2 separate regions of the Mus musculus genome follow, and region 2 is linked to region 1. The links are chromatin loops, found by intact Hi-C in ENCODE. Cell type or tissue: left cerebral cortex. All regions are shown on one strand. Each heading gives the region's core, and the rest is flanking DNA. Links, peaks and the distances in the headings are about the cores only. Region 1 overlaps Ak5 (adenylate kinase 5). Region 2 holds the start of 3110067G11Rik (RIKEN cDNA 3110067G11 gene).

What was found. Hi-C counts contacts between places; a loop is a spot of excess contacts. Peaks named below come from ENCODE experiments on the same cell type or tissue, not always from the same donor. Only the 100,000 strongest peaks of a DNase experiment are listed, where the experiment ranks them.
Region 2: it touches region 1 in a loop (6-fold over the local background); 2 of 42 quality-filtered maps call a loop at or near these places.

What each region holds. Positions count from the first base shown.
Region 1 is chr3:152,542,220-152,558,481 of GRCm38, forward strand. The region is part of intron 6 of Ak5 (adenylate kinase 5); the gene reads right to left. Among named protein-coding and RNA genes, the nearest start is that of 3110067G11Rik, 61 kb to the left of the region's middle. In left cerebral cortex, for the core only: a CTCF peak has its summit at 9,084; a DNase peak (open chromatin) is centred at 12,378; H3K27ac peaks cover 429 bases.
Region 2 is chr3:152,475,612-152,491,873 of GRCm38, forward strand. Ak5 (adenylate kinase 5) reads right to left here. Exons shown (of 14, transcript NM_001081277.2): 11 at 5,927-6,090; 12 at 2,730-2,846. 3110067G11Rik (RIKEN cDNA 3110067G11 gene) reads right to left here and starts at 13,956. Exons shown (of 1, transcript NR_165813.1): 1 at 7,949-13,956. In left cerebral cortex, for the core only: no CTCF peak of the experiment used is centred there; DNase peaks (open chromatin) are centred at 8,279 and 8,802; H3K27ac peaks cover 1,205 bases.

The sequences.
Region 1 (16,262 bases), core at 4,930-12,929:
CAGGCATCATCTGCCTCTCACATACATGTATGTGCACATACATGTACACGCACACACATGTAAATGCAGTCTCAGGCTGCTTAGTGTTCTTATTTTGTAATTTTTCTGTTCTGTGAGTAAAACGGTAAAGCGTGCATTAAAACTGTAATACTTTAAAGACTCACAGTGCCTGCAGTGAAGTCAGCAGACAGCAGTGGTGGATCAGGGGCCCATGGAATCACTTTGCAGGATTGGGTTTTAAAGGCCTCCTAATCTATTTTAAAACCTGAGTCACACCTACACAAAGTGGTGGTGGGTGGGGCGGGCAGGGACAGTCTGGGTCTGAGACACAGCATCCCTGTGTTTTTATTTGGATTCCTGTAGCTCAGCTCTGTGGACTCAAGCTCTGGAGAACTGTTTATCTCTTCATAAAAGGAATTAGGACAAGATGTGAAAGAAGACTGGATTCTGGCAGGATTCTGTGCAGAGGGACGCGAGCAGGGCACCGGGAAGCCCTGGACAGCAGAATCAAAGGCTCATTGTCTCCACCTCATCTCACTGGGAATTCAGATGCCAAGTCAACAGGTTTGTTAGGAAAAGTCACCAGAGTAAAGAGATTCCAGACAAGCCTGTTAGGATATTTACAAAATGCCTTAAGAAACTGGGATTAAAGGCGTGTGGAGGCAGAGGCAGGCGGATTTCTGAGTTCGAGGTCAGCCTGGTCTACAGAGTGAGTTCCAGGACAGCCAGGGCTACACAGAGAAACCCTGTCTGGGGGGGAAGGGGGGGGCGGGGAAGAAGAAGAAAAAAAGAAACTGCTTTTAAGTTGAAGCTGTAACAATGTAACTGGGACTTTTGTGATTGGAATCTAAGAAAGAAGAGGATGCTGAAGATAATCCTGGTTAGCCTTGTAGCGTTAGAACTGTGAAAACAGCAGTCACCAGCTCAACACATCGCTGGGAAATACTTCACTGTGATGGTCGTTGGCTGTGTATTTTAGCCACTCAATCTCCGCAACAATATTATTTGGACATATTTCCATCCATGTGCACCCCTGCCACGGGCATGTGCACAGGAACCCCCTCACACACACAAAGGATGCAAAGGAGCCCTGGTCTGGGGATGTCACTCCCTATTGAGTGCTTGTGAGTACACCTAAAGCTGTGGGTTCACCCCCAGCACTGCAAAAACAGTCAATCACTCAAATAAAACAAAAACAAGAGCCAGGTTTCAAGGGGTTAATTAACCCTTCTAAGATCATTTTAGTGGCAGGGACAGGGGCTGAGCACACTTGTGGCTACACCAAACTCTGAGCTTTATAGGTTACCAGTGCTGCGAGCCTGAGCTCTGCCTGGCAGGGCAGTGGGAAGTATTGGATGTTCACTGCAGTTGCACACATCTGTAACCCCACTACTTGGGGGGTCAGGCAGGAGGAAAGGAAGTTTGAGGCCAGTCTGGGCTACATAACAAGACTGTTTCTAAGAACAAAAAGCCTCCCTCCTCTCCCATTTAAAAAAAATGATGTGCTTCCCCCACCCTACCTCTTTTCCTTCTTCCCTCTCCCCCTCACCCCTCTCTCTGTGTACAGGCACACATGTGCCAGAGAATAGCACATTTGGAGGTCAGAGGACAACTCTCCTTCCACCCTGTTGAGCTAGAGTCTCTCCTGTTTTTCTCTGCCGCTCCGTGTATGCCAGACTAACTACCCATGAGCTTCAGGATAATTCTGTGCCCTCCACCCATTTCTTTGTAGGATGGCAGGGACTATAGATGTGAGCCACTGCATTGGGGTCTTGGGGGCTCCAGTGATCAGACTCAAGTCGTCAGGCTGGTGAAGCAAGTGACTTTACCCATCACTCCCTGCCCCCATTATTCACTGAGCGCATTCTGTATGACAGATTCTGTACCAGGTTATAGTGACACAAGGAAGAAAGATCTGATCCATGTTGGCTTTGTCTTCGTTAAAGCACAAGACGACTAAAACACTTTTGGAGAACCTGGTAAAGAAAGGTTAAAGGAGACAGTGGAGAAGAGGCTGTGCTCTCTGGGGCCGAGGACTGTACTGAGACCTCATTTAGCGCCAGTCAGACGCCAAACGCCAAACTGAACTGAGCAGGACTAATTTACGTCCTTTTCCCTTGTGTTTTCCTATTCCCTCTTTCTTCCTGGCATTCTTACAACCTGAAGCCTTAACACTATAAAATTGTTAGATAAATATTTGAGCCTTTGTCAAAAAAGTTTGCAAACTAAAGAAGCTCTAGCTGTAGAAGCCAAATTTTGACTTTATGTGAGGGTGGTTCCTTTCCTAACTCTGTTACCTTCCACGTTCCCACGTTCTGAAAAGCACCAGGGAAGTCTGAAACACACACACACACACACACACACACACACACACACACACACAACACACACAGACATACACACACACACACACTACACACGCACACACACTACACACACACATACACACACACATATGCACACACACGTACACACACATATACACACACACCACACACACGCACACCACACACATGCACACACACTCTTGCACACACACACACACACGCATTTGCACACATGCACACAGTTGAAGCCATGAGATGTTTGACTGGAGCTAATTTCAGCCCTAGAAGATGGATGGTCAGACTCAATCTTTCTTGTTGTTATTTTCCTTCTCCGTCATTACTGATTTTTTTCTTAGTTGAGATACCCCATCTCATCGTCATTATCATCATCATCACCACCACCATCATCAGTGCTAGGGTTGGAGCCCAGAGCCTGGCACACACTAGTCAAGCAATCACCCACCAGGCTATTCCCACAGTCCTTTCCTCCCCCCTCCCCTCCCTTTCCCTCTCCTCCCTTCCCCTTTCCTCTCCTTTCCTGGCATCTTCCAGCACTGGGATCACTTGCCAGTACAAATAAATGTTTCTGTCTTCTTGACTAACTTTGATGGCCAAATATGCTCAGCTCATAATTATGTGCAAGAGTCGATGGAAATCAAGTAGATCAGCTTAAAAAATTGTAAACTATGGCAAATGTGTCTGACAGGAATACAGGGCCGGCTGATGAAAGGCATCAGTAATACATAGGAAAAGGAGTCTGGTTTTCAGTCAATGCATAGTTGTTAACACTAAGAGATTCCCCCTTCTCGAAAATCCTTACAAACAGCATTTAGCATTTATGGAAGTGTTTTGTTGGAACAGCGAATAATCAAACTGGATAGTCAAACAGCCCGAGAAGGAGCTTGCTCATGTTCTCCCACGTTGGATGAATCTGTAAGTATTAAACTGGGATGTATCCCAATTGGGGTCCATGAATGGACGATGGTGATGCCCTTCCCTTCATGGATATCAAGGTCAGTGATGAATCACTTATACTACAGATCATTATCTAGAGTTCATCGTGAGAAGGGCTGAGATGGAGTGTGCTTCTGTGATACTGGGGCCAAGAGACGATAGTAGAGTCGGGAGGTTGCCAGGTGTTTGTGTGCTTTGTACAGGCGAGAGTAGCAAACTGAAGGAGGGCCTTCCAGGGACCGGGAATAGAGAGATGGAATGGAGATCTGAATGCAAGTGAGGGTGCCTCTGGGATATTCATTGTCTTTTTTTTTTTTTTTTTTAAGATTTATTTATTTATTATATGTAAGTACACTGTAGCTGTCTTCAGACACTCCAGAAGAGGGCGTCAGATCTTGTTACAGATGGTTGTGAGCCACCATGTGGTTGCTGGGATTTGAACTTCAGACCTTTGGAAGAGCAGTCGGGTGCTCTTACCCACTGAGCCATCTCACCAGCCCCATTCATTGTCTTTCTTCTTGAAAGTATTCAAGGCATTCTTTGGATTGGGAGAGTAGCTTCCTGCTGTCCCTGAGACCTCTGGCTGTGTATCTGAAGTGAACGAGTACCAGGGGTGTGCACAAGAATGGAACAGCATGTTGAACCATCCCTGCATCCCTGGGATGAAGCCTACTTAATCATGATGGATGAATGATCGTTTTGATGTGTTCTTGGATTCGGTTTGCGAAAATTTTATTGAATACTTTTGCATCAATATTCATAAGGGAAGTTGGTCTAAAGTTCTCTTTCTTTGTTGGGTCTTTATGTGGTTTAGGTATCAGAGTAATTGTGGCTTCATAGAATGAATTGGGCAGAGTACCTTCTGTTTCTATTTTGTGGAATAGTTTGAGGAGTATTGATATTAAGTCTTCTTTTTTTCCATTTTTATTAGGTATTTAGCTCATTTACATTTCCAATGCTATACCAAAAGTCCCCCATACCCACCCACCCCCACCCCCCTACCCACCCACTCCCCCTTTTTGTCCCTGGCGTTCCCCTGTACTGGGGCATATAAAGTTTGCGTGATATTAAGTCTTCTTTGAAGGTCTGATGGAACTCTGCACTAAACCCATCTGGTCCTGGGCTTTTTTTTGTTTGTTTGTTTGTTTGGGAGACTATTACTGACTGTTTCTGTTTCTTTAGGGAATATGGGACTGTTTAGATCATTAATCTGATCCTGATTTAACTTTGGTACCTGGAATCTGTCTAGAAAATTGTCCGCTGGGCATGGTGGCGCACGCCTTTAATCCCAGCACTCAGGAGGCAGAGGCAGGTAGATTTCTGAGTTCGAGGCCAGCCTGGTCTACAAAGTGAGTTCCAGGACAGCCAGGGCTACATAAAGAAACCCTGTCTCAAAAAACCAAAAAAAAAAAAAAAAAGAAAATTGTCCATTTCATCCAGGTTTTCCAGTTTTGTTGAGTATAGCCTTTTGTAGTAGGATCTGGTCATTTTCTTTATTTTTTGATTTCCTCAGGTTCTGTTGTCATGTCTTCCTTTGCATTTCTGATTTTGTTAATTAGGATACTGCCCCTGGGCCCTCTAGTCAGTCTGTCTAAGGGTTTATCTATTTTGTTGATTTTCTCAAAGAACCAGCTCCTGGTTTGGTTGATTCTTTGTATAGTTCTTTTTGTTTCCACTTGATTGAGAAGGAGCTAGAGAAATTACCCAAGGAGCTGAAGGGGTTTGCAGCCCCATAGGAGGAACAAAAATATGAACTAACCAGTACCTCCAGAGTTCCTTGGGACTAAACCACCAACCAAAGAAAACACATGGTGGGACTCATGGCTCTAGCCTCATGTGTAGCAGAGGATGGCCTAGTCGGTCATCAATTCGAGGAGAGGCCCTTGGTCCTGTGAAGGTTTTATGCCCCAGTATAGGGGACTGATAGGGCCAGGAAGCAGGAGTGGGTGGGGTTGGTGAGGGGGTAGGGGATAGGGGGTTTTCAGAGGGGAAACCAGGAAAGGGGATAACATTTGAAATGTAAATAAAGAAAATATCAAATTAAAAAAAAAAAGAGTGGGACGGCAAAGCTCAGCTGGGTAATGAGCTCTTACCATTTATTAAGCTTTACCCCAGCCAGGTAATCAATTTGTTTTGCAATTGTAAGCAATCACTGCAAAGCATCCCGTGGAGTTCTAGAACAACATGAAGTATTAATCACCACAAGAAACAGTCAGCCTAGAAAGTAAGGACTTTTGAAGCTGATAGACCCAGTGGAGAAAGCAGATGGGACTAGACCATAGCTTCTTCTCTCTACAATTCTTATGTTCTTAAAAACTACGTTGTTTTATTTCTGGGAAGAGCCAAACCATGTTCTGAATTGCCTTGTATCTCTTTCCTTCCTATTTTTAGCTTGAGGGTTATGGCCAACTTCTGAGCTCTTTCAGTGCCCGTCCTGCCTTCTTCCTTGGATGCTATCCCTAGCTCCAATACTCTGTGGGGCTAGTATTAGCCCCCTTCTCATTAAAAACACACAGGCTGATCTTGGTACACAATTAACTCCTCAGCAAGATGATCTAATGATAGAAAGTAACTACAGGATGGAGAGTTGTTAAAAATGTACTCACTGACTCTCTGGCTAATTGAGCAATTTTGACCCCCAAGTTTCAGGGAAAAAAATCATAAATACACGAGGAGGAAACGAAGTCCGAGAATGGGGAAACCAGCTTGTAATGATGGAGTGAAGAAATGGACTTTACAATCCTGTGGATACTTCTGCGGCTAAGATCTCAGTGAACGTGAATGACTCGGCCAGCAGGGTTTACTACTCTATTGTTCTGCTAACACAGGCCTGTGGCCCAAGGGTTGCATGTGGCTAGGACGGCTATGAATGAGGCTCAAAATTTTTGTACGTGACAATGTTAAATACCAACATCAGAAGGCTGGACGCCCCTGGGTGAGGGCAGCAGGTGGAGAGATTGGCTACTGTCTAAAAGGTCATCTATCATCCAGCCAACTACACTCTTAGCTGATTTACCACATGTGGGGTAAGGACTGGTCTTTTGAGGGTCAGGGGATGTGGCAGGTCTTTTCAGCCAGTGAGTGGTTGATTTGAGAAACAGAAGGGAAACGAGACTCAGTGTCCTGAAGAAGAAAACTGACTGCATTCTGGGAGACACTGTGTGATGCTTTTGAGATCAGCCTGTACCCTGCCCAGGTTACCCCATATTGGGTAACATAACTACTGACAGGCCAAGAGTAGCCTTGGACTACTCCATTTTACAATCAGCATTTGGTACCATGTTGAGTGCAGAGGCAGAGGCAGGAAGGCTCATTTCCTTCCTTGCTGTGAATGTAAACACCAGTGTGCCCGGCACCACCAGAGGCACAGACTGATAACTACCCAAAGGACCATTAGAGACTCGTCAAAGTCCGTTGGGAAAACATATGGACATAAGGGCGTATCCAAATTACATCTGGAAAACCAAGCTCACAACTTATCAAGGCCACAACAGGATGCATCACCCTCACCAGGACCCTACAAAGAGAGGAGGATGCTAAATCCTAAGATGCTGAAGGCATCACCGAGCACCCAGATGCTGAAGGCTATCAATCACTGAGCACCCAGATGCTGAAGGCTATCAATCACTGAGCACCCAGATGCTGAAGGCTATCAATCACTGAGCACCCAGATGCTGAAGGCTATCAATCACTGAGCACCCAGATGCTGAAGGCTATCAATCACTGAGCACCCAGATGCTGAAGGCTATCAATCACTGAGCACCCAGATGCTGAAGACTATCAATCACTGAGCACCCAGATGCTGAAGGCTATCAATCACTGAGCCCCCAGATGCTGAAGGCTATCAATCACTGAGCACCCAGATGCTGAAGGCTATCAATCACTGAGCACCCAGATGCTGAAGGCTATCAACCACTGAGCACCCAGATGCTGAAGGCATCACCGAGCACCCAGATGCTGAAGGCTATCAATCACTGAGCACCCAGAGTGAGCATTAGGAGATCTAGGACTGACAGACAGAGCACTCCTAACTGTCCCTGGGGGCTTCAGCTCAGCTGGGTTCCATTGTTGATATCGTCTACTTTAATTGCCATCTGTCTGTCCATATATCTGTTTGGACTCTATCCTATATATTACCCCTGTGGCCTCCATCATCCCTCATTTAGCTTCTTTAGTTTGCTTGGATCTGTGAACCTGAGGCTTGGCTCTATACTCAAGGCTCCAGTAAAGTAGTAGGAATCCAACAAGGCTTATTAATGTCCCAATTATCGCAGAAGTTACTCTCTTTGCATCTCTGCCAGCTGTCTTCTGCCTGTAGTGAGGTTCTGAACTCCTTGAACGCTACTGTGGCTTCTTTAACCTTTTGTAGCTATTCTTTCATACTCACGTGCGTACATGCATATGCACGCAGGTGCGAACACACAGGCAAACACATTTCTTGTGTGATATGCAATGTGTGATCTGAGATCTGAGAGTTAACATCAGTAATTAAGATTGTAACAGAGAACCCGTGTTTGCCGATGGCTGATATCAAGGGAAATTGGGAACTACCTAGTCAACTGTAGTCAGATGACATTGCTGTTAATTTATTATTTAATGAATTCTGACATTTTAGAAAGACATAGATATGTTGTATGATTCTGTGAACACTCACTGAATCCTGGCTCTGTCTTCTGCACCTGCTTGACTGCTATCTGCAGTTAATTTTCTGTTAAGTGGGCCTCAGTCTGTACTTTCTCAGATAAGCCTGAGCTCCTGTGTACTGGCTGGCTTTGGGTGTCAACTTGACACAAGCTGGAGTTATCACAGAGAAAGGAGCCTCCCTTGAGGAAATGCCTCCATGAGATCCAGCTATGGGGTACTTTCTCAATTAGTGATCAAGGGGGAAAGGCCCTTTGTGGGTAGTGCCCTCCCTGGGCTGGTAGTCTTGGGTTCTAAAAGAAAGCAAGCTGAGCTAGCCAGGGGCACCAAGCCAGTAAAGAACATCCCTCCATGGCCTCTGCATCAGCTCCTGCTTCCTGACCTGCTTGAGTTCCAGTCCTGACTTCCTTTGGTGATGAACAGCAATGTGGAAGTGTAAGCTGAATAAATCCTTTCCTCCCCATCTTGCTTCTTGGTCATGATGTTTTGTGCAGGACTAGAAACCCTGACTAAGACACCCTGGAAGTGTCATTACATTACCAGCAATATCTGGTTCTGTTCTGCTCTGGTGTGACTTCACTCAGAGACAAAGTAACCAGTTCACCAGCGAGCCCGTTTGTCTCTATCTTCTCACTGCTGCACCGAGGACCTAGCCTACCTCTTCTCAAAGGAGACAGAATGACAGGGCAGGTTTCTTTACTAAATACAGGGGAGCTCACAACTGCAACACAGCAGGCTCCTTCACATTTCTAGAGGACGCATCCTGCTTGCTACACAGGTTCCATTAGGGATGGATGCCAGTGAGACTACAGCAGGAGTTTCAAGGCCAAGGGGCTCTGTCTGAGTAAAACAAATGCTAATTTCAAATGCAGCCTTCAGGCTTTGTAGAGTAAGGCAAATCTGATCACATCAAACAAGCAGCCGGTCAGCGTTTGCAATGGGACAAAGCGCCTTTGCAAGACACCCATAAAGTCCATCATGCCTGGCAGGACACCTTCCTTTCAAACAAAGCTCCACTCTCCTATTCTAAAAATAATTCACTCTATCCTTGGGTGGCATAGAGGCCTGGTACCAGGGCAAGACCTTTTGCCAGATATTTCTGGTCTCCCTTGTGGATCCTCTAACTGCTGCCTTCATTGAAAAACCATTGGAGGAGACTCCTGAGCCCCAACATTTCCTGTCCCTAGTGGTGAATATTATTAAGGATATTAGTGAAGAATGGGTTCATAAGATTTTTGTTCTTGAGTATTTTTAGGTCCTCTGTCTCTTAAAAGCGGGTGAGTCACAATTTCTCCATGCATTTTCCAGTAAATTCTTGAATTTTCCATCTCATTGCAAGTTTCCAACAACTACACATAACTCAACAGCATGTGTTTATGGAGTGTTTGATCTTTGTCCTAAGTATTATCTGGAGACATTCTCCTCCCATGTTACCATGCAGATAAGATATTCCTCTTAACTTCCTATGCACATCCTCAGCTAGGCGGGAATGTTCAGTAAGTGTGTGTGGAAACAAACACTGACTGCTCTAAATTATACGCTCTGTATAAGAGGTTTGTGTTATAGAAACAAGGCATTCACCTGATTGAGTCTTTACAGTCTAGATAGAAGGGTTTAAGATCCTTGCTTAGGGTCTAAAGATTTAAAAAATTTTTTTTTATTTTATGTATGTGCATCTTTTGCCTGCATGTGTGCCCGGGGAGGCCATAGAGGGCATTTGGATCTCCTGGAACTGGAGTCACAGACGGTTGTGAGCCGCAATGTGGGTGCTGGAAATTGATTCCTGATCGTCTGACAGAGCAGCCAGTGCTCTTGACTTCTGATCCAGTCAGTCCCATGGAAAGAAATCTTATCTGGCAACAGTTGATGAATTGGCAAATACATAGCCTGGGCAACACCACTTTAAGAATCCAGCTGTGTAATTACGTATCTTAATAAAATTTACAAGCTAGGGTAAATTTTTAGTCCTAAACTGCTTACATCTCCTTCTGGTGTCCTCTTCCTCTACTGGGTCTTCTGTTTAGAGCCTCCTTGCTTGCACTTGTGTGGGAAACACCATGAGAGCTTGTTAAAGGCTAGAAAAGCTCCAGGATTAGCAGTTGGGCTCAGCTCTCCCACAGCTCCCCTCTGCCACAGCCCACTTTCGGCCAAGCAGAAGCTCACATAGAGGATACATTCTGCAAGGGGACATGGGGTTAGTAAATGAGTCTTTGGGGCAAAGTTCCTTTGCCGCTGTCTGCTTCTGCTCAGTTCACCTGAAGGACACATTTTGCAAGGGGACACAGGGTTCATAAATGAACAATTGCCTCAGTGGCATTGTCTCCACAAGAAATGTCTCAGGAACTAGGTGAGGTTTCTATGTTTACCTCGAAAGGTGACGGGACCTATGGTATTATAAGTTGCTTTCTTGAATTGAAATATGTGAAAGGAAATCCTGCCACTATTTCCTGACTTAAAGAACAAAAAGGGAGGTTGAGAGTGAAGTGATGGTCTTATGGGAAAATGATAGCAACAAGACTGACACCAGGTCACCAGGCAAGGTGTCCATGCGTCACACAGGGTGCGTGCACACACAGCTCACAACCACAGCTAGAGGGCTCACACAGTGTGCATGCACACACACCTCACAACCGAAGCCAGTTGTTCCTTTGACCGTGAAAAAGCCATTTCCTCCTGACACAAAACCATGACCTACTTAGCCATCTTGTAAGACAAATCAGAGCCATTATTAGGGCTGCACAGACTGGCTTCACAATTAGCACAGCTGAGAGACAGCAGTGGACACACGCGCCTGAGCAAACACAGAGGGGTCAGTGTGGGTTTTTTAAATCCAGGTACAATAATTGTTACAGTCGCACGAGTAGCCACATTCTCACCTGACCTTACAGTAATATCAATACTCGCTTAGGATGTGCGATTTTAGCTTTTCTTTAGTAAATCTAGTGAGCAGCAGAGGGATTTGGTTAAATTTTAAGTCAGTCATCTCCATCGTATGGGACACACCAGTAATTATGGAGCAGCAGAGCCAAGTAGCTAGCTAGCTAGCTAACTAGCTAACTAACTAACTAACTAACTAACTAACTAACTCTCGTTAGGGAGGCCCCAGTGCATCAGAGGTTCTCCCCTCCACTCAATCTGGGGTTTGTAAACTTGTTCATCAGAGGAATACTAAAAAACTAACTTCTATTTTCATCCCATGCCTTTCAGTAACTTCCCCAACACACTGTTAAGCACAGCCAGGCCTAAACATAAACAACCGATTTCGAATGTGTAATTATATACGTACACGGTAGTTAATCGGTCATAGACAAACATGCTAAGAACATGCTAAGAACCTTCTGTTCCGGATGTTTTAACCACTTTGCATGATCCTAGGATTCTAGGACACAACTGACAAGAATTTAAAACTATTCCTCACAGACTTCATTCTGAACTGCCATTGTTTCTACGCAGAAGAAGTGCTCAACATCAGGGGAGAGGGCCAACGATCCAGGATCCCTTGCATGGCTCTGGGTCAGCCCGGTGTTCTTCGTGATGGCATGGTTCTACCTTGTCTTAGTCAGGGTTTTACTGCTGTGAACAGACGCCATGACCAAGGTAACTATTATAAAGACAATATTTAATTCGGGCTGGCTTAATTAGGTTCAGAGGTTCAGTCCATTATCATCAAGGCAGAACATGGCAGCGTCCAGGCAGGCATGGTGCAGGAGAAGCTGAGGGTCCTACATTTTCATCTGAAGGCCGCTAGTAGAAGACTGGCTTCCAGGTGGCTAGGACGAGGGTCTTAAAGCCCACACCCACAATGACACACTTCCTCCAACAAGGCCACGCCTCCAAGTAGTGCCACTCCCTGGGCCAAGCATATTCAAACCAGCACATACCTGGATCCTGAGGAAGCATGCTAACAGACTGTGTGTATGAGCTGATGATAACTCAGAAAAGGACACACAGACTAATACCCTCCTTGCTGCACCTCTAACCTGAACACCACAGGACAGACAGATGCTGTGGCTACAATTCCAGTTTTCCTTCCTCCAGTGATGAACATCCCCTAAGAGCAGTTTGCCTCTCACTGTAAAATATGAATGTTACTATGGAGACACTGAGGCTGGTGTGAACACACAGGGTCCAAAACTTTCCTTCTTCTTATGTACGTGTATGTAGCATGTGTGTGCCTATGTGATGCATGTGTGCATGGGTATGGAGGGCATAGGTTGGTGTCAGGTATCTCCCTCAGCCTCTCTGTTATACTTTGAGACAGTTTCTCCCTAAACTCAGGGCTCAACGAGTGTCCATCATGACTGGCTAATGAGCCCTGCATCCCCCCTCTCCAACTGTGGAGTTACAGATGCGAGGGAGTATGTCTGGCTTTTACAGGAATGCTGGGTGTCTGAACTCAGGTACTTAGCTTCAGTGGCAGGTACTTTGCTGGACTGTCTGAGTCAATGCCCCGCCTCCACAGCGTTCCATTTTCAGATGCACAGAACAAAAATAACACCATAGAATAAAGTAAGAGAAGCAAGCTGTGAGTCCGCTAAAGCCATAGAAAAGAAAAATAATATCTTATGATTTTATGTGTATGTGTGCTTTGCCCGAATGTGTGCATGTGCACTGTGTGTGCCCGGTACTAAAGGAGGTCAGGAGAGGGCACTGGATGCCCTGTGAACTGCCATGTGGGTATTGGAAATCAAACCTGGGTCTTCTGTAAAAGCAACTATGTTTTTTAATTGCTCAGGCAGTTCTCCGGCCCCTTGTAGCCACTTTTACGTATGTGCATGCCCATAGGGTTTCTAAACTCAGTGTGTCATTATGCCATAGCAGAATAACAAGACAACATGTAACCAAGGAAGCCTTGGTAGGAGAATATACCCAGGCTGGGGTTCTAGCAGACAAATTTTACTCAGAAATAATAGATTTCTTGCTTCAAGCAGCGCATTACGGATGGAAAAGTTGGTTTTAGACAGAAGATAAACAGGATTGCTGTTTGCTTTTCAAATGACCTCAACGTTTAAAAATGCTAGGAGCAGATGAAGAGTCGGGCTAATCCTGGGCAGGAGGAACTTGACACAGACAGTGTCACCCTTCTCTGTGGTAACCCCAAGTCTGCCTCAATGCACTCTGGCTACACTTCCTCTGTAAGCAGAGTCACGCTGGACCCAGTCAGCACTGTCCGACTGGGAGGTCTCTCTGGGGTTTAGGGACTGAGTGGCCAGCACGGTTAGGCGCTTTCCTATATTGTTCATCTAGGAACGCCTCGTAGACATTGTTCCCTTTGAGCTGACGTGATGGCTTAGCAGTGTGAAAGTCAGCATGGCAGAAACAAGAGACACCCTGCCAACAAGGTGGAAAGAGAGCATGCTTGAAAGTTGTCTTCTGACTTCACACACACACACACACACACTCCCACCATAGACACACACACTACAAACACACACATATACAAACACACTTCACACACACACCACACACACCATAAATACACAAACACACACATATACAACACATACACATGCATACCACCTTCCTACAGCACACACATACACCACACACACACATCACACATACACAGACACACACACCACCCCTACATACCACACACACACATCCCACGTACACACACGCTGACAATGATAATGATGATAAAAACTGAAAACAATAAGGAAGCGTGCTCCTCTCCGTGCACACGTTCGAAACGTGCACACGTTCAAAATGCTAAGCAGGCCCCGAGTTTCTTTGCTTGGCTCTCAGTGAAATAAAGTTAGTGATGATTAAAGTTGGTTATCACACAGCTTAGAAATTTCCAGTGGTACTCAGCATAAAATTGCTAATGTTTTCAAGGACAAACGATTGTGGATTTCTAAGTTTGTTATCTTTAAAATGAATGTGTGTGTGTGTGTGTGAGTATGTGTGTGTATATGTATATGTATGTGTGTGTGTATGTATGTGTGTGTATGTGTGTGTGTGTATGTGTGTGTTTGTGTGTATGTGTGTATGTGTATGTATGTATGTGTGTGTGTATGTATGTGTGTGTATGTGTGTGTGTATGTGTGTGTGTTTATGTGTGTGTGTATGTGTATGTATGTATGTATGTGTGTGTATGTGTGTGTGTATGTGTATGTATGTGTGTGTGTCTGTGTGTCTGTGTGTCTGTGTGTCTGTGTGTGTGTGTGTTTGTGTGTAGGGGATGCCGTGGAGGTCAGAGGACAACTCTGGGAGTTGGTTTTCTACTTCCAAGGACCAAACTCAGGTTGTCAGACTTGATGGTAAGGGCTTTTACATGCTGAGTTTCTCAGTTCCAATATGCATCCTCCCCTCCCCTCCCCTCCCCTCCCCTCCCCTCCCCTCCCCTCCCCTCCCCTCCCCTCCCCTCCCCTCCCCTTCTTCCTCTTCCTCTTCCCCTCACTCCCCTTCCCTTCCTTCCCCCCAGCACTTTGCTCTGTTGTCCGGGCTGGCTGCCACACTCTGGGCTACACTTCTCCATCAGTGGAAGCCTGCACCTTTTTCTCGGGAGTGCTGACTCATTCCAGCCGGGCTGTCGCTATTGTTTCTGAGCTATGCTGGCTTATAATGTTGTCTTCCTGGAATTTAAAAAAACCCCACAGACTCTTGGAAAGGACTGGCTTCTGGTAACCCTGTATAGTCCTTGACAGAGCCTCAAATCTCTATTTGGCCAAGAGCTTAAAGATAGTATTGATTTATAAAAAGTGATCTGTGTAGTCAGGAGCACAGACATTATAAGAAGCAACGCTGTGGTTATCACATTATTAAGGCTTAAAGAAAACCAGCAGTCTTGTATTTTTGGCAGGCAAACATGATTTATTTGTTTTCTGTTATTATTAATAGTGTGCCTTTACTGTTAATCTTTTTCTTTAAAGATTTACTTTATTTTTATTTTATGTGTATGAGTGGTTTGCCTGTCTATAGGTATGTGCACTACCTGTGTGTGCCTGTGGGAGGCAGAAGAGAGCACTGGATCCCTTGGAACTGGAGTTACAGATGGGTCTGAGCCGTTGTGTGGGTGTTGGGAACTGAATCTGGGCCCTCTGCAAGAGCAGAGAGTACTCATGACAGTTGGGCCATCTCTCCAGCTCCTATGTTATTTCTTGATCACAATTTTAGAGTTAATTCCTGACATCGTTTCCTGCCATTCGTAGTGACTCCTCAAATACTACACCTCCATTTTGCATTAATCTATTATTCTCTTCCTGCCATCCTGCTCGTTCTATGGTGACAGTATTTCCTCGTGTTTCTCCCTCTTTCCTTATGGTACACATTCTTCCTTGTTGCACATTTATGAATGAGGACATTACTCCAGAATATTTATGCACCGGGACATATTTCACTTATTTCTTTAACAAGAACCCACTGGCAGAATAAAGGAAATTAAAATAAAAAAATAGCATAACCAGAAAGATGATGCAACAAGCGCAGTCGTCAGCCATAGGGAGAAATGCCAAGAGAGTTCTGAGAGCCATAGACAGTTGTAACACGTCAGTAATCTAAGGGGGAAGAGGGATTCTATTTAAAACATACAAAAGAAGATTATGGTCAAGAGAAACAAAAAACGGAACCCCACCACCTGATGAGGATCAGGGTCCAAGGGCATCTGCTGTGGCTAAGGCCAGTGCACAGTCTATTTCCTCACAGAGAGGCCTGCTCTCTTCTCTAGTTAGGAGGACATTTCTTGACACTAGAGCCACTTACAGACAAGGCGGGGCTAGGCTTGGCAGGGCGGGGCTGAATAGGATGGGGCGTGGCTAGACCGGGAGGGGAGGGCTGGGCTAGGTAGGGCGGGGCTGGACTGTACTTGGCAGGGCTTGGTGGGCGGGACGGAGTGGGGGCAGGGCGGGGCGGAGCTAGATAGGGTGGGCGTGGCTAGACAGTGTAGGTGAGGGCTGGGTGGGTCGGGGGTAGGGGAGGGCCGGGCTGGGCTGGGCAGGGCTTGGCAAGGTGGGGCGGGGTGCAGCCCGTGAACAGGTTTTCAATTCATATTTAGCTATTATTTCACTTTGCTGTGCACTCGTGGCTACGGGCAGAATTTTTCCTATAAATTACACGTTGAGATCTTCCTTTCTGGTCCCTCAGCATGTATCTGTGTGTAGGAATTAGGGCTATAAGCGACTGAATAAGGCAAAATTCTGTGGCATGGTGGCCTACCCCAGTACGACTATTATAGCTGCAGCATGTGGAGTTTGGGGCAAACACTCGTAGAGGGATGCCCCGAGAAGACATAGAGAGTCACAGAAGATTAGAACAAGTCACTCAAGGGAGGGACGCCCACTGTGACAACATGGGATGGGGGTGACGTGGGGTGGGGTGGGGTGGGGTGGCTGCAGAAGA
Region 2 (16,262 bases), core at 4,109-12,108, 67 kb before region 1:
GATCAGGCTGGCCTCAGTCTCAGAGATCCTCCTGCCCATGCCTCCTGAGTGCTGGGATTAGAGGTGTGGGCCACCATACCTGGACTCCCCTCCCCCCCTCCAGCCCGGTAATATTTGAGGAAATAGCTTTTTCATGGCACTTATGTCAAGAGTCTTCCTCTGTGGGCACGGTCTTTGTTCAATTTAAATTTGAGGCAAGCAACCACTTTGGAAGCTTCATGTGTGGTTCCTGCTTGCCTGCTCAGTTGGCATTGGGATCCCCTGAAGTTACACTGCTAGCAGTTTATAAAAGACTGACTTTGCAAACATACAGACATCTCACTTGAAGGCCACTGGGTCAGTAGTGACATGGGGAGCTGAAACTATCCAGCCACCAGTTAGACACTTCCAGCTAGTGAGGACCGATGGGGCCTCAGACCACATCTGAACCCTGACTCAGGGAATTCTGATAGTAACCACTGAGCCACACTGCCCAGGTTCTGGGCAGAGGAGAAAGGCATGATGGGTCAGGAATGTTGGAGAGTTGTGTGGAAGGTGAGGGAAGCGCCTTGTGCATGCTCCTCTGCAGCAGACTGTAAGCTCACCAGCATGGAAAGACAGACAGACAGGGGCACCAAACCTTTTGACACTGTGACGTAATGTCTGTAGCAGTCCTGGGATGTGTGTGGCCAGTGGGCTGTTGGTTGGATCCCCAGGAGTGCCTCCCATGGCTTAACATGGTTTGTAACTCCATGGGCATCCATGCTGGGATCTGCCATCAGATCTAGCTTTAAAAGCTACAAAACGGGGACTTTTGGGATAGCATTGGAAATGTAATTGAAGAAAATACATAATAAAAAAAATAAAAAATAAATAAAAAAAAATAAAAGCTACAAAATGAAGTTTGAATTATGGAGAACTTCATAATGAAGAACTCGGATTATGGTTTTATTATTGCTTTTCCTTAGCGAGGGGCTGGAATAAGAGACACCTGTATTTACAATCCATTGTGTTCTTGACTGCATGGGAGACTCAGAAAACTCTACATCTCTCAGTGAACATTCTAAAAAAGACCTCTATACCCCGAACATCTAAGCTGGGGCGTGGCCTGCACTGCTGTTCCTCTGTCCTCAGCAAAGGTGGCTGTGACATCCTCTGCAGGGGTATGCATCACTCAGAAGCCAGTTACAGTCATCTGCTTGCATGTCTGCTTGTTTCTGCTATTGTTTGCACTTATACACAGATCTGTCACAAGGCTTCCCCCCTCCCCCCCATCTACCTTCTTGCACGTCCATCTTTGCTGACTGGATCATGAAGCGTTTTTTTTTTTTTTTTTGACTAATTAAGAAATATATATATTTTTAATTTTATGTAGCATGTGTATGTGTGTGCCTGTTTGCTTATATGATGAGCACCATGTACGTGTGCCTGGTGCCCACAGAGTCCAGAGGGGGAGTTGGGTACCTGGTATCTAGAGTTCCTGGAAGTTGTGAGGCACCCTGTGGGTTCTGGGAACCAAATTCAGGTCCTCTTTGAAAGCAGCTATTGTTCTTAACCACTGAGCCATCTCTCTAGACCCCTTGGCTCTAGTTAAAGTGGGGGCTAGGCAACGGAGGAACTCCTGAGGGGAGCTTGATGAAGCAAACTCAAGGGTAGATGAAACCCAAGGTTTTATCGCCTTCATCCCTGTGGCCTTGCTAGAAGGTGATGGAACTGGGTGACCCCAAAAGCTGTGTGGTTGGGGCGAGGGTACAGCAAACTTCTGCAAGCGCCTATATTAGGTATCCTGCACAGAGAGGTGCAACCGTGCACTTGCTTGGCCCTCCAAACCCCAGGAATGGCATTCCTCTTACTCTATTCACTGAAAAGGTCACTCCACTTTTTAAAAACATCAACTCAAAGAATTCAGATGAAAATACTGCAGAATAAAACAGTAGCCACGCACACCTGACTTTCTTGGAGGTTTGGTGTCAGTCTTAGTGTAACAAATATGGTCACTTGCCTAGACTTGGAGAGTTGCAGGCAAGGTATACAGTATGTACCATAGGGCCTGGCCCAAGCAGGTCACCGTCTGGCAGCTGCAGTAGTGGGTAGTTACTGGTTCTTGTGACAGCTGGTAGCCCTGAGCCACTAAGGAGGGCACAAAGTCGGGGATGGCACAGTGTTATGGAGGGTGGCAAGCATTCTGGATCCTGTCCTCGCAGCATCTCTCCCCTCTTCTGTGCCTATGTAACTCTATTCCCTGCCCAGGGGCCACTGCCCTTCTCTCTCAGGCTGTGTGGCTCTGGTGGTGTGCCGCCTGCCCCCTACTGGCTCCTGTAGGCTGGGTCTATTAGCAGAGTCCTTGTTAAAGTGAAGGAAGCAGCAGTGGGTCTTTTGTGGGGCACTCTGCCACCCCAAGGCAGACTTAGTTTTCTGCGAGGTCATTGAAATGAGAGGAGAGAAGCCTGGAGCAGGAAGAGAAATGAGCAACACAGAGAGGAACAGGCAGAGGTGGAGAGAACCAAAGAGGCACCGGCGGCTCCGCTCCCCACACCCGGCCGAGCCCGACTGCTGCTGCTTCCTCGCTAGACCGGTCATTCCTGCCCTAGTTTTGTATTTCGTCTTCGGAAAAAAAAAGAGTTTACGTTTCCGCTTTTGGTAACGCCAAGATCTGGACAGTGTTACTGGGTAAGAGGCGGCTTTGCGTGTACCCCCTAAGCTGAGTGCTGTCCTTGTGCCCCGATTGGGCACTGCTAACATCAGCTCACCCTTCGTCCAAACTCTTCCCCTTGCTTCACTTCCCGGGGGTAGCCGTCAATCAGGAAGCCCTTGGTGTTGCCCAGGCTGGCCACCATGGCCTCCTTCAGCAGCTCCAGAACGACACCCTACAGCAGAGAGAGTGGTCAGTATGGGGCCTAGCGGCACCCCCAAATCACAATAAATGTGACTCCTCAGACATTCTTCTGGGAGGGGAGGATGTGGCAAGATTAATAGCAGATCTCTTGGACTAACCTGCCTCCCCCCGCCCCCCCATGTCTGCAGTGAGTCTTTCAGTCTTTCAGGTCTTTCAGTCAGTACTGGGTTCCACCGGGAGGGTTTTCCTTTCTGGTCTGTCCTTTCTGCTGTTATCTCACTAGAAAGACTTCAGCATCTTACACCCCATGAGACATGTTCCACGTGTCTTGTTCCACACAGTAGCAGCTGATGGACCAGGCATCGTGGCAGGTTAGGAGCAAATGAAACGCTGCTGGCGGCGTTCTCCCAGTAAACATTATGCAAAACTTGACATGTGCTAACTTGAGAAAACTTTTAGACCAGAGAACTATTTTCTACCAACACGATTTTGCCTTTAAAAAGATTGATTAAACAAGTGTGCAAGGTAAGGAAAGAACAGTGCAGTGTGGGGAGGGGCCTTGGGAGGAGTGTGAGGAAAAGAGACCTCCTTCCCTAGGGGAGGGGCCTGTGGGCGGGGTGGGAGGAGACCTCCTTCTCTAGGGGAGGGGCCTGTGGGCGGGGTGGGAGGAGACCTCCTTCTCTAGGGGAGGGGCCTGTGGGCGGGGTGGGAGGAGACCTCCTTCTCTAGGGGAGGGGCCTGTGGGCGGGGTGGGAGGAGACCTCCTTCCCTAGGGGTGGGGCCTGTGGGCGGGGTGGGAGGAGACCTCCTTCTCTAGTGTTTGGCAGGAGCCTGGGGAACGCAGAAGTCGCAGGCATGGCCAGAACCCTTCCTTAAAGAATTGTGAATTAACTCTCCATCTAATTCACAGTCTAATGAGGAAGGCAGACAATGATAAACGAATATACTCTAGCTAAGGATAGCAGGCACGGCAGAGCAGGACAAAGGGCCAGAGTAGGGGGGGGGTTGCTGTTTTCTAGAGGGGAGGGGGCTCCGTTAAGTTGTGACTAGGCAGAGCTCTGTAGGAGGCAGAAAGGTCAACTAGAAATGGGCGATGGAGAGGACTCAGGCTAAAGAGCCAGCAAATGGATGGACCTGGAGGGCATCATCCTGAGTGAGGTAACCCAATCACAAAAGAACTCACACAGTATGTACTCACTGATAAGTGGATATTAGCCCAGAAACTTAGAATACCCAAGATATAAGATACAATTTGCTAAACACATGAAACTCAAGAAGAACGAAGACCAAAGTGTGGACACTTTGCCCCTTCTTAGAATTGGGAACAAAACACCCATGGAAGGAGTCACAGAGACACAGTTTGGAGCTGAGACAAAAGGATGGACCATGTAGAGACTGCCATATCCAGGGATCCACCCCATAATCAGCATCCAAACGCTGACACCATTGCATACACTAGCAAGATTTTATCGAAAGGACCCAGATATAGCTGTCTCTTGTGAGGCTATGCTGGGGCCTAGCAAACACAGAAGTAGATGCTCACAGTCAGCTATTGGATGGATCACAGGGCCCCCAATGGAGGAGCTAGAGAAAATACCCAAGGAGTTAAAGGGATCTGCAACCCTATAGGTGGAACAACAATATGAACTAACCAGTACCCCAGAGCTCATGTCTCTAGCTGCATATGTATCAGTAGATGGCCTAGTTGGCCATCAGTGGAAAGAGAGGCCCCTTGGTCTTGCAAACTTTATATGCCTCAGTATAGGGGAACGCCAGGGCCAAGAAGTGGGAGTGGGTGGGTGGGGGAGTGGGTGGGGGATCGGGTGGGGGACTTTTGGGATAGCATTGGAAATGTAAATGAAATAAATACCTAATAAAAAAACCCCATAAAACAAAAAATAAATGGGAAAAAAAAGCCATCATGGAGAGCCCAAGGCGGCAATAGCCTGACCCGAGGAAGAAGCCATAGGAGGCAGCAAGGTGAGTGCCGGATGGGCACTACTTGATAAAAATCTTTATTTTGGGGGATGGAGACAAGGCTCAGTGGCTACGAGCACTTGCTATGAGAACAGAAGAACCTGAATTCAAATTCCCAGTATCCACATTACAAAGCCGGGCACAGCAGCAAGTGTCTGCGGCCACACCCAGCACTGGGAAGCAGAGACAGGTGGGTGGGTCCCAAGAGCATCCTAACCACCCAGCTTGGGCAAAAAAAAAAAAAAAAGGGGGGGGGGGAAGCTGCAGTTCAGTGAGAGAACCTATCTCAAAAACTCAGGTGGAAGCAATAGAGGAAGGCACCTAACATCCTCCTTTGGTCCTGAAACACGCACGCACGCACGCACGCACGCACGCTCCAGCAATAATGCACCCATAATCAGCAGAGAGATGTGAATACTTGCTGCTACTTAGCTTGCTCTCTCCATCTTATACGCCGCCCATGACTGTGCTGGTTGCTTTTTGCCAACTTGACCTAAACCTAGAAGCACCTGAGAAGAGGACCTGCCTCTTCAGCTTTGGCTTCTGTTTCAGTTCTTGCCTTGAGCTCCTGCCGTGGCTTCCTCAGTAATGGACTGCAATCTAGAACCCACCTGTAAACTGCTGTTGACTCTGGTGTTTGTCATAGCAACGGAAGAGTGACTAGAACAAGAATCCCTACTCAGAGGAGGGTCCCGTCCACAGTCAAGTTGGGTCCTCTCACACCAATAAACCCAGTCAAGATAATCTCCCACAGGGGACTGTCTCCTAAGTGAGTCTGGAGCCTGTCAGGTGGACAGTCAGCACAAAGCATCACACATGCCCACTCCAACGAGGCGTCTGTTTCCTGGAGGCTTCGGATTTTAGCTTTCCATACTCTAAAGCTTTGAAGATCTTTCTCTAAAGTGAGGCTCCTTTTGGAAACACATGAACCGGGCTGACACCTAAAGGGCTGGCCAAGGAACAGCTTGGAAGTTAGATGGTTGTTGACATAGGCCACCCTGCCTCAGGACTGTAACCCAGGAGAGAAATCAAACCTCTCTCTGGATCCTGGGGGTTTCTTTGTCTCCATGATCCAGCCTGCCACCGTAGCCAGTGGCTTGGCTGCCAGGGGAGACAGGATGGGTGTCTGCTTACCGAGGGCACCAGATCTCCACGCTCCATGATGTCACGGATCAGTTTGCTTCTTTCTGACTCTGAGGTCAGTTCCTGGCGCAGGAGCTCACCAGTAGAGAGATGGGTGAAGCCATATTTTTCTGCCAGCTTCTCACACTGGGTGCCTTTGCCAGAGCCAGGGCCACCTTGGGAAGGAGACACATCAGACATGCATCTCAGGTCCACTGTCTCCTTTTGGGGGATGCAACAATTATTATTATTTTTTTCTGGTGTATATTCATTGTATAAAATAATGGGTTTCATGATAATGTTTCATATGTGTTGATCATGTGCGCTGTAGAGACTCACTCACTGACCCCCCTCACCCCTGCACCACTCACTGTCCCCTCTTACCCCTGCAATACTGAGTGAGGCTCCCAAGCCTATGCTGTGATAATCTACCTGAGGCCACACTGCTCTCCAGCTCCCAGGTGGCCAGAGCTGTCCCATCCCCACACCCCACCCCCCAAACCGTGTAGCCAAGTGCGATGCAGCCAAGTGCGGAAGCTGAGAGCAGTGGGGTTTCAGCTGTTCATCCCATTTCCCTCCCCCACCTTTTCTCTTTTAAAAACCGATAAAAATAAAATAAAATAAAATGAAAGTAGCCTTGTAAAGTGTCAAAGAAACCCACAGGGGCTTTTCCACACTGAAGGTGACCACAGAAACCCATCTACGAATGACAAGGTGGAACTCGACTTCGTTTGCTGGCTTCCGAGAACACTGTTGGGTCAGTCAGTTGGTTCCACTGAAAGCTGATGGTGGTCTGCAGATACTATACAGGGGGAGAGGAAAATTCTGGTCCCCCATGTGCAGGGGACGATGCTGAAATGCTCTAGAGAGAAGAGACGCCTGCATCCAGTCGCTGCCTGCTTCATACATCTCCATGCTTCACTGATAATTACTTTAAAGTTCATAAGATATTTATACTGGTGAGTCTATCCATGTTCGGGAATGTGGTATGATTGGTTCCACATACATGCATACAGCATGCAATCAAGCCAGAGGCCCCAGCCCCTCCATTTCCTCAAACATTCTTCTCCCATTTCCTCCCCTCTCCCAGGGCCAGCATGTCCTTTACGACAAGTGGAATAAATCAGGCACAGAAAGAAAGCCACCATGCTCATTTATATGCAGCTTACATGGAAGCAGTTATGCTAACAGAAACAGAGTGGACCAGTGTTGGCCAGAGCCCGGCAGGGACACCCCAATTCCTTCTGGAGGACTGTGGGACATTGCTCTTCCTGGTTCTCACCTTCAAATGCCAGGACCTTCCTACTCTTTTTACTCCTCAGATTTTAGGGGAAGAAGAACACCCTATGTTTATTTTATTTATCTGGTGTGTGTGTGTGTATGTGGTGTGTGTGTGTTTGGTGTGGTGTGCTGTGTGTGTGTGTGTGGTGTGTGTGTGTGGTATGGTGTTTGTGTGTGTGTGTATATGTGCTGTGTGTGTGTTTGGTGTGGTGTGCTGTGTGTGTATGTGGTGTGTATATGTTTGGTGTGGTGTGGTGTGTGTGTGGTGTGTGTGTGTGGTATGGTGTTTGTGTGTGTGTGTATATGTGGTGTGTGGTGTGGTGTGGTGTGGTGTGTGTGTGTGTGTGTGTGTGTGTGTGTGGTGTGTGTGTGTGTGTGTGTGTGTGGTGTGTGTGTGTGGTATGGTGTTTGTGTGTGTGTGTATATGTGGTGTGTGGTGTGGTGTGGTGTGTGTGTGTGTGTGTGTGTGTGGTGTGTGTGTGTGTGTGTGTGTGTGTGTGTGTGTATATGTGGTGTGTGGTGTGGTGTGGTGTGTGTGTGTGTGTGTGTGTGTGTGTGGTGTGGTGTGTGTGTGTGTGTGGTGTGGTGTGTGTGTGTGTGTGTGTGTGTGGTGTGTGTGTGTGTGTGTGTGTGTGTGGTGTGTGTGTGTGGTATGGTGTTTGTGTGTGTGTGTATATGTGGTGTGTGTGTGTGTGTGTGTGTGTGTGTGTGTGTGGTGTGGTGTGTGTGTGTGTGTGGTGTGGTGTGGTGTGTGTGTGTGTGTGTGTGTGTGTGTGTGTGTGTGAGAGAGAGAAGACATAGTACACAGCACCCATAGTTGGTGCTAGTTCATGCCTCCTATTCATAGCCTCTTTAAAAAGGAATATTTGAAATAAAAAACACAAAACACAATTGAGATTCTAGCCCAAATCCTAGCTCTCTTGGGTAGTGGGAACTGGCTATTAAGGGATGCTCTTCCCAGCCCATTTTAGCAGAAGAGCCTCTCAGGCATCTTGCCGAGGCAGACAAGGCAGGAAAGATACAGTACTCATCCACATTGCTGCATTAAGTCAAATGGGGAGGTTCAGACGCCCCCACAACGTTGCATGAATGGGCCAGACATCATAGGAATACAGCTATTACAGAGGCTAACAGAAACAGGGCAGGCCAGCACATGGACAGCCCTTTCCTTGGGGGCAGAGCAGTGACTCTCGCCTCCAGCTGTAATAGGATGGGAGAGTGTGGGGACAAGAGAAAGCCACTCAGAGGAAGGAGTGCTTCTAGGTGAATGTCTAGAGGGACTCACAGCTGAGCTCTGGGAGGCAACGGGACTTGTGTGGCTTGTGTTTACCTGGAAACTCTTTTCCCGGGATAGCTAGTGGCTGATCACGAGGAAAAGATATTTTCTGAGTTGCCTTCCAAGGCAAAGATGCTGTGTTCCAATTATTTCCTTTCTTCAGCCGCCTACTAATATGACTATTATAGGTTTGCCCCTCTGAAGCGTTGTTTAATAAATCTTGACACAGAGGCAATTAAAACTCTCCATCTCAACAACAGCTGTGTGGAGCCGCGCTGCTGCCCTGGTTAGAAGCCTTCCGTGGGGGCAGGAGCTGCAGATTCTTAGCATTTTTGGCCCAAATGGTGCAGGCAGTGTGGAATTTTAAGTAACCTATACAAAGGCATGATTCTTCCCCTGGCTCCAAACTGGGAAGCCATGTGATCTCCTTACTGTAAGAAGGTCACAAAACCTGCAAGTGACTGCACAGCTTTTCTGATATGCCACCAAGGTCTAACTCAGCGCTTAGGGGTGCAGTGGGGCTTGGTGTCCCTCTAGGATAATTTAATACAGGGGACAAAATTCTTTTGGAGAACTCCATCTCAAACTGAAGGGTTTGTGCTCTCTGATGGCCGGGTGCCTGAAGAAGACAACGGCTATCACTTGGCTGCCACCACACCCATAGGCTTATACCTCCCAGCTGACTGGGACACAGCCCCTTGTAGTATGACTCAGAGTTTAGATGAAATTCTACCTTGAAGGGGTCTGTCAAAGTCTTCATGGCAAAAGGAGTGGAGAAATCCTTATTTTCAATATCAAATGGAATTTAAAAAAAACTGATTTATTGAATTTTCCTTGTGAACCTGAAGTTGCACCATTGGAACAGGGTCAATACTCAAAGACTGGCTTTCCACTCAGCCTGTTGGAACCCGGAAGCCTAGCCGAGCAAGGGGGGTTCTTCTGGACCTGGTGTTCTTTGGTCTATACCTGCACCTGTTTTCATAGCCTCCCCTTAAATGCAGCACCTGGATTCTCAGTGCTCCCACAGTGATGGTGCTGAGTGCTCCCATAGTGATAGTGCTGAGTACTCTCATAGAGATGGTGCTGAGTGTTCCCATAGTGATGGTGCTGAGTGTTCACACAGAGATGGTGCTGAGTGCTCCCATAGAGATGGTGCTGAGTGCTCCCATAGTCAGAGAAGGTGCTGAGCTGGGTGTATGCTCTGTTGTTTCTGTTCTCTGCACCTGACACTTTACCTACCACCTCACAGATCAGTGAAGTAGAGCTGCGGTTATTTAAAAAGCCAAACCATGTTCTTTTTTGAGTTCACAGTCAATATTATAAACACATTCCATGAACCATGGTAACTTTTTTCTCTCCACTAAGTGGAAAGGATAGACGCTGCTTACCTAGGGCTTCTCTGAAGTTCATCTCTTACAAAGAATTTCAAAGTCATGCTTTTATATATTTACAGTTCTGTATAGAGCCGGCATGGCTTAGCTATTTTGGATTTTACAGCATGAAGACATTATGTAGTCCAGGCTAGCCTTGAACTTGATGTAGCCAAGGATGATTTCTGGCCCTCCGTCCTCTGCTTCCCAGGTGAGGTGATTACAGGCATCACTACAACATCCGGTTTATTTGATCCCCTCTGGATAAGCACTCTACCACCTGCGGCCCACAGTGTCCCTGGCTGACATTTTACTATGTACTGTTTACTCTTGGGAGGGAACCTAGGGTTTAGCCTGAGGCCTGCTCACTCAGCTCTTCACTTGGGGACACTGTGGGTTGGCTTTCACTGGTGTGACATTGACAAGCCTGGTGCTAACAGTCTTGGAGCTGAGTCTTCCTACCAGAGAAATATCAGATTTAGGACAGGGTGACAGGAGACCCGCAGTTTCAGCTGGGTGCCAGGCTCTGATTAAGACCCATAAGCGCCATCCAGAGGCAAGGGGTGAGTAATTTATGGCCATCCCAACACAAATGACATGTTAGGAGGAGTCTAACAGTGCAGAATCCTCTACCGTGTGGAGAATGCAGCTCCGCAAGTCTGTATCCGCTGCGGACGGGCCCTTGACTGTGGCTGCGGACGGGCCCTTGACTGTGGCTGCGGACGGGCCCTTGACTGTGGCTGCGGACGGGCCCTTGACTGTGGCTGCGGACGGACCCTTGACTGTGGCTGCGGACGGGCCCTTGACTGTGGCTGCGGACGGACCCTTGATTGTGGCTGCGGACGGGCCCTTGACTGTGGCTGCGGACGGGCCCTTGACTGTGGCTGCGGACGGGCCCTTGACTGTGGCTGCGGACGGGCCCTTGACTGTGGCTGCGGACGGGCCCTTGACTGTGGCTGCGGACGGGCCCTTGACTGTGGCTGCGGACGGGCCCTTGACTGTGGCTGCGGACGGGCCCTTGACTGTGGCTGCGGACGGGCCCTTGACTGTGGCTGCGGACGGGCCCTTGACTGTGGCTGCGGACGGGCCCTTGACTGTGGCTGCGGACGGGCCCTTGACTGTGGCTGCGGACGGGCCCTTGACTGTGGCTGCGGACGGGCCCTTGACTGTGGCTGCGGACGGACCCTTGACTGTGGCTGCGGACGGGCCCTTGACTGTGGCTGCGGACGGGCCCTTGACTGTGGCTGCGGACGGGCCCTTGACTGTTCCTGACCTTCGGTTTCTACTTGGGGAGAAGCAATCCATCTTCTGCCTCACCCTGTCTGTGGTTTCTCCCTCCGCATCCGCAGTTCCTTGACCAGTTGCCAAGCTCTGTGTCTTCTTTTGAAAAAGCCTTTGAAATCTGTCTGTCATCTATAATCGCACTATAAATGCCCTTCATCTTTTCTCTCAGAAAAACCATGATGCTTAGCACCCGCCATTTCCAACAAACACCCACTCCTTAGTTCAGTCCTGAGTTATGACACTGACCACATCTGAATCAAACCCAGTTCAAAGTCAGAAGTGAATGTGGGCACTTCGTTCCTTAGAAATGTCTGACCATGTATGGGCATGCAAGCTCTATCAGTACGTATGAACTTCTGCATGTATATTTGATAGTTCAACAACATACACTGGATCCACAGCACTTACAGGACTACATTTCTCTAAGACAACAGTGGGGGAAATGTCTGCTGGGTTCTGATTGCCTTTAGCGAAGGGTCTCAGGCTTATATTCCTACATTAGCTGGGAATTAATTTTCTCTTGACCCAGCTTCAGCGGTACACACATCTGGTTGAACGTAAGCATTCACCACTCAACTCAAGCCATCTCGCTAATGGCATCCTCCCATCCCCTCACTCTTCAGCTTGTTGTTTGTCCTCGTTGCGACCCCACCAAGTTGATCCAATTCCTTGATGCTCTACCTCTCAGCCAGCCTGATATCAGGCCCTAACTGGTAATGGATGCTCTACCTCCTTTGAAACTATGGTGCCTCCCATGACAGGCACTGCCCGCTCTCTATAACAGTCAATTATTCACTTTATCCACTCTGAGTTGGTAAGCATTCCTTGAGAGAGTGAGAAAACAGAGCCTACTGGGCCATGAGACCTAACTTCATCACAGCCGTAACGTCTCCCGGCAACCACATTCCTCCTCTGATGATATGAGGTGTTCCTGGTTGGATTTGAATATTTCTCTCAAAGTTCTCAGTGATCATGAGATGGGAGGAAGAGACAGGTGAATCTCTGGAGGCTTACGGTCCAGTTATCTTAGCCTACTTGGGAAAGTTCCAGGCAATGAGAGACTCTGTCTCAAGCAAAAGGAGGACCAACATCCAAGACTTTGACCTACACACACACACACACACACACACACACACACACCATCACACACCATCACACACACATACACACACACACACGCCATCACACACACACAGCACATGCACAATGCCTACATGTGTACACACATGAGCACACACACAGACACAGTCAGCTCTAATAGTGTATGCTTTTACAGTAATTAGACACATCTTTAAACTGTAGCATGATTTCCCACATCTTTAAAGGTAAATAGCCTCTGTAACCATACCTTTGGCAGTACTAAGTACCTTTTGCAAACCAACCTATCCTATTTCTAGGTAATCGCTCTGGTTTTTTTTTTCTTTCTTTCTCAAAATCTATCCATTCCTACCCTTGAAATCCTTCTCTTTAAATGGAAGTGGTCTCAGCCCAGAGTTCATGTTTTTGTGACTGAATGACTCCTTTCAGAGAAAAGCTATTTTGCTTCTTAACTGTGAGTCTGAGCCACCCAGGGCCCACAAGTCACTTGTCACCTCCTACAGCCACCATGAGGCTTTGCTAAGCTGAGGGTCAATGTGTTCAATGCTCTGCAGCCTGGAGTGACTAAGAAATTATCTATTTACGCTAGTCAACATTTCTACAAGCTCTGAAAGCCTCTGACAGGCATTTGGGTGAAACATGCCAGTGACAGGGTCAGCTGTGGGTCATGTAAGACTTTAGATTGGGCTGAGACCCAGAGAGTAACAGGCCTGCTTCCTTATTATCAGGGCCTAGAATCTAGGAGGTACCGGGCAACTGCTGGGCCAATGACTGGGTGATGAGCGTTCCGTGAGGCAGTCCTGTACACAGCACAAGGACTCGTTGCTTTGGACCTGCTAAGTGGTTGGGAGAGCATTGACTGATCTCTTTTCTGAGGTCACAAAGTTCCTACATCCTGGCTCTAATTAAGTTGTTGACGTGATCACACAAGCTAAGTAAATCAGACAGCTCTGACCTCTATAACGCGCTAAGGGTCCCTTTACCTCCATGGCCTGGTTCCTTAACTGGATTCCACAAAGGGGTCCCTACTTTGGGTGTGTTACACCATAGTCACCTAGCCTTCCTTTCACTGTGCTCCCGTCCATGGAAGGATTCTAATCCTGACATGTTAAAAGTTAGGTCTGGAATATTCTCTAAAGGCTCATTCATGAGGTGAAGGCTTGAGCCGTCAGCCTGGCACTGTGGAAGGTAGTAGGGAGTTTAAGAGGTGGGACTTAGCAGTAGACTTGAGGTCTTTGGGATGTGTGCCCTGAAGGTGACTGCAATGCTGGCTCACTCATTTTCTATTTCATGACATGGTCATGAGGTGAGAAGTCCTGTCTGGTCATGTGATCTCACCATGGCATTCCAGGCAGGCACTCCACTAATGATTCGCAGCCATAAACTACTTCTAGAGCTCTGTTCAGTCAGTATTTGGCTGCCTGGGTTTTCTCTTTACTGTGGAACTGGCACAATCTTGGTTGGCAGGGGCTCCATCAGCACGGTTACTGCAGTGAACGAAGAGACTTAGGATGGGGGAAAAATCCCAGACCAGAAAAAAATATCTATGAATGTCTACAGCTGACACTGGAAGACTTGAAAGTTTAGAAGATTCCCCAAGAAAAGGGGGCAGTAATTTGCAATGCATCTTGAAATGTATAGAAAAAAATGGGGGTCTGATAGACAGAGCTGTGAGAAAACAAGACCTGGCAAAATGCTAACCACAGAACTTAGTTGACAGATACACAATGCTCACCATAAAAATGCTCCCAGCTTTGTTGGAAGTTTGAAAATTCTCATTATTAAAAAAGAAAAAAAAAAGGAAGGAAGGAAGGAAGGAAGGGAGGAAGGGAGAGAGAGGGAGAGAGAGATAGAGAGAGAGAGAAAAAAGAAAGAGAGAGAAAGAGAAAGAAAGGAAGGAAGGAAGGAAGGAAGGAAGGAAGGAAGGAAGGGAGGAAGGAAGGAAGGAAGGAAGGAAGGTAGGTCGGTCTTTAAAAGATCCCCCAGGTGACTGTGGGCTGTGCCTGCCTGAGAGCTTGCTTTTCTGGAGGACCGGAGCAAGAAAAGGTTTGCCCTGGAGCTGGCGGCAGCCCAGAGAGGCTTGCTCATCTCTCTCTTCTTAATTACAGTGTAATAATGCTGAGATAAAGGCCATGGTGAACAAGTAACTGCTGTGATAGCTAATAAAGTCCTCATCCCCTTACCGAAGGCTCGGCCGTTCCTCTCACAGCAGATGGGAGGAACTGCTAGTGTTCTCTGTCAAGCTGGTGGGAAGAAAGTAAGACTGGGGGTTCAGAGATGAAATATGCCTGAGAGTCCCTGCATGCCATCCTGAAGAAAGTCCCCATTTTCCCAGGTTTATTGGCTTGCTGTGTTATCTAATACATGTCTGCTTTGTTTGAAATAGGGCCTGCAATGTTTGTAGCAGCCTTAGAAACAGAAGCTCTCTACAATAGAGAACACTATGCCAAGAGGCACAGGTGCCCTGGTACTGCTCCGACCCCCACCTGTAAGGCCCTCTGGCCCTCCCTGCTGGAGTGAGGCAGACTTGGAATTCAGACAAACATCACATATTCTATCAGCCAGTGGTCACAGGGAGCCAGGTGAAAACTGTAGCCCCACAGGTTTGCCATCAGAAACATCCAAGAAAGTATGCTTGTATGACAGCAAACATGAGTCACTATTTAAAACTCTGTTTAATGAAGAGCTTCATTATTTTATGTGCTAAATTGGGGCACAGGATCTGGCCCAAATGTCAGCTAGCAGAGACTTTTAAAACACTGTTTACTCTCTGTCCTGAGAAATCTGAGATTGTGCAATTCAGCCCAAACCAACCACAGCCATAGACATAGTCGTGATATATCTCATTAAAACAGAACACTCAAGGGGGACGTACACGCTATTGAACACATACAACAAACAGACAGAACCCCAGAAATGGAGGCACTCGTTGTGATAAGTCTGGTAGTCTCTTCATGCTGCAGGGTTCACCACGATGTTGACCACAGTCAGCTGTTAGTATGGGTTCAGGTCAAACTGGACCGGCGTCCCAGTCAGTGTTCTATGGCTTCCAGAAGGATCTCTGCCCATGGGGAAGGAGGTGGAGACTGGGAGGTCAGTCCTGGGCATAGATTTGTATTTTTGTCTTTCTCATGGTAATATGGCATTCCAAACGACCACCAAGTCAACAGTACTGCTTCTTGGAGGAAATCATTTAAAAACTTGAAGAAGACAAGAAAGGAAGGAAGGAAGGAAGGAAGGAAGGAAGGAAGGAAGGAAGGAAGGAAGGAAAGAAAGAAAGAAAGAAAGGAAGAAAGAAAGGAAGGAGGAAAGAAAGGAAGAAAGGAAGAGAGAGAGAGAAAGAGAGACAGAGAGAGAAAGAGAGAAAGAGAGAAAGAAAGAAAGAAAGAAAGAAAGGAAGGAAGAAAGAAAGGAAGGAGGAAAGAAAGGAAGAGAGAGAGAAAGAGAGAGAGAGACAGAGAGAGAGAAAGAGAGAAAGAGAGAAAGAGAGAAAGAAAGAAAGAAAGAAAGAAAGAGAGAAAGAAAGAAAGAAAAGAAGAAAGAGAGACTGCCACTAGACATGGAATCCCTTTGTACTGTGAAGTTTATGTAACTAAGTGGCTTCGCTCTCAGGACACAACACCCTTAGATAAGGTCTCAGTTTGTGATGTGTGTGTTCAGAGCTCTCTTGGCAAGTATGTCCGCAATGTCTGCTTCCTTTTCTCTCCCATCCTGAGTGGTCAGGTGTTTGAAAATACAGGTTGAGGCCAAGACAGTGTGACAGTCTTCTAGTGTCTGCATACTTTCATGGAGGGAAGAATAGGGGTGTGTGTGAGTGTGTGTGTGTGTGTGTGTGTGTGTGTGTGTGTGTGTATCTGTGTGTAGTGTGCACCCATGCACATGTGAACTCTCAGATTCAGTTAGGCCTGGCTAAAGGCTGGGAGTCAGTTGGAAACTTGCTTCCCTATGGCAACACAGTTTCATTGTTCAGGGGATTCATAGCCTGGTGTCAGGTGTGATGGCACACACCTACAATCTAGCATCCAGGAAGCTGTGGCAG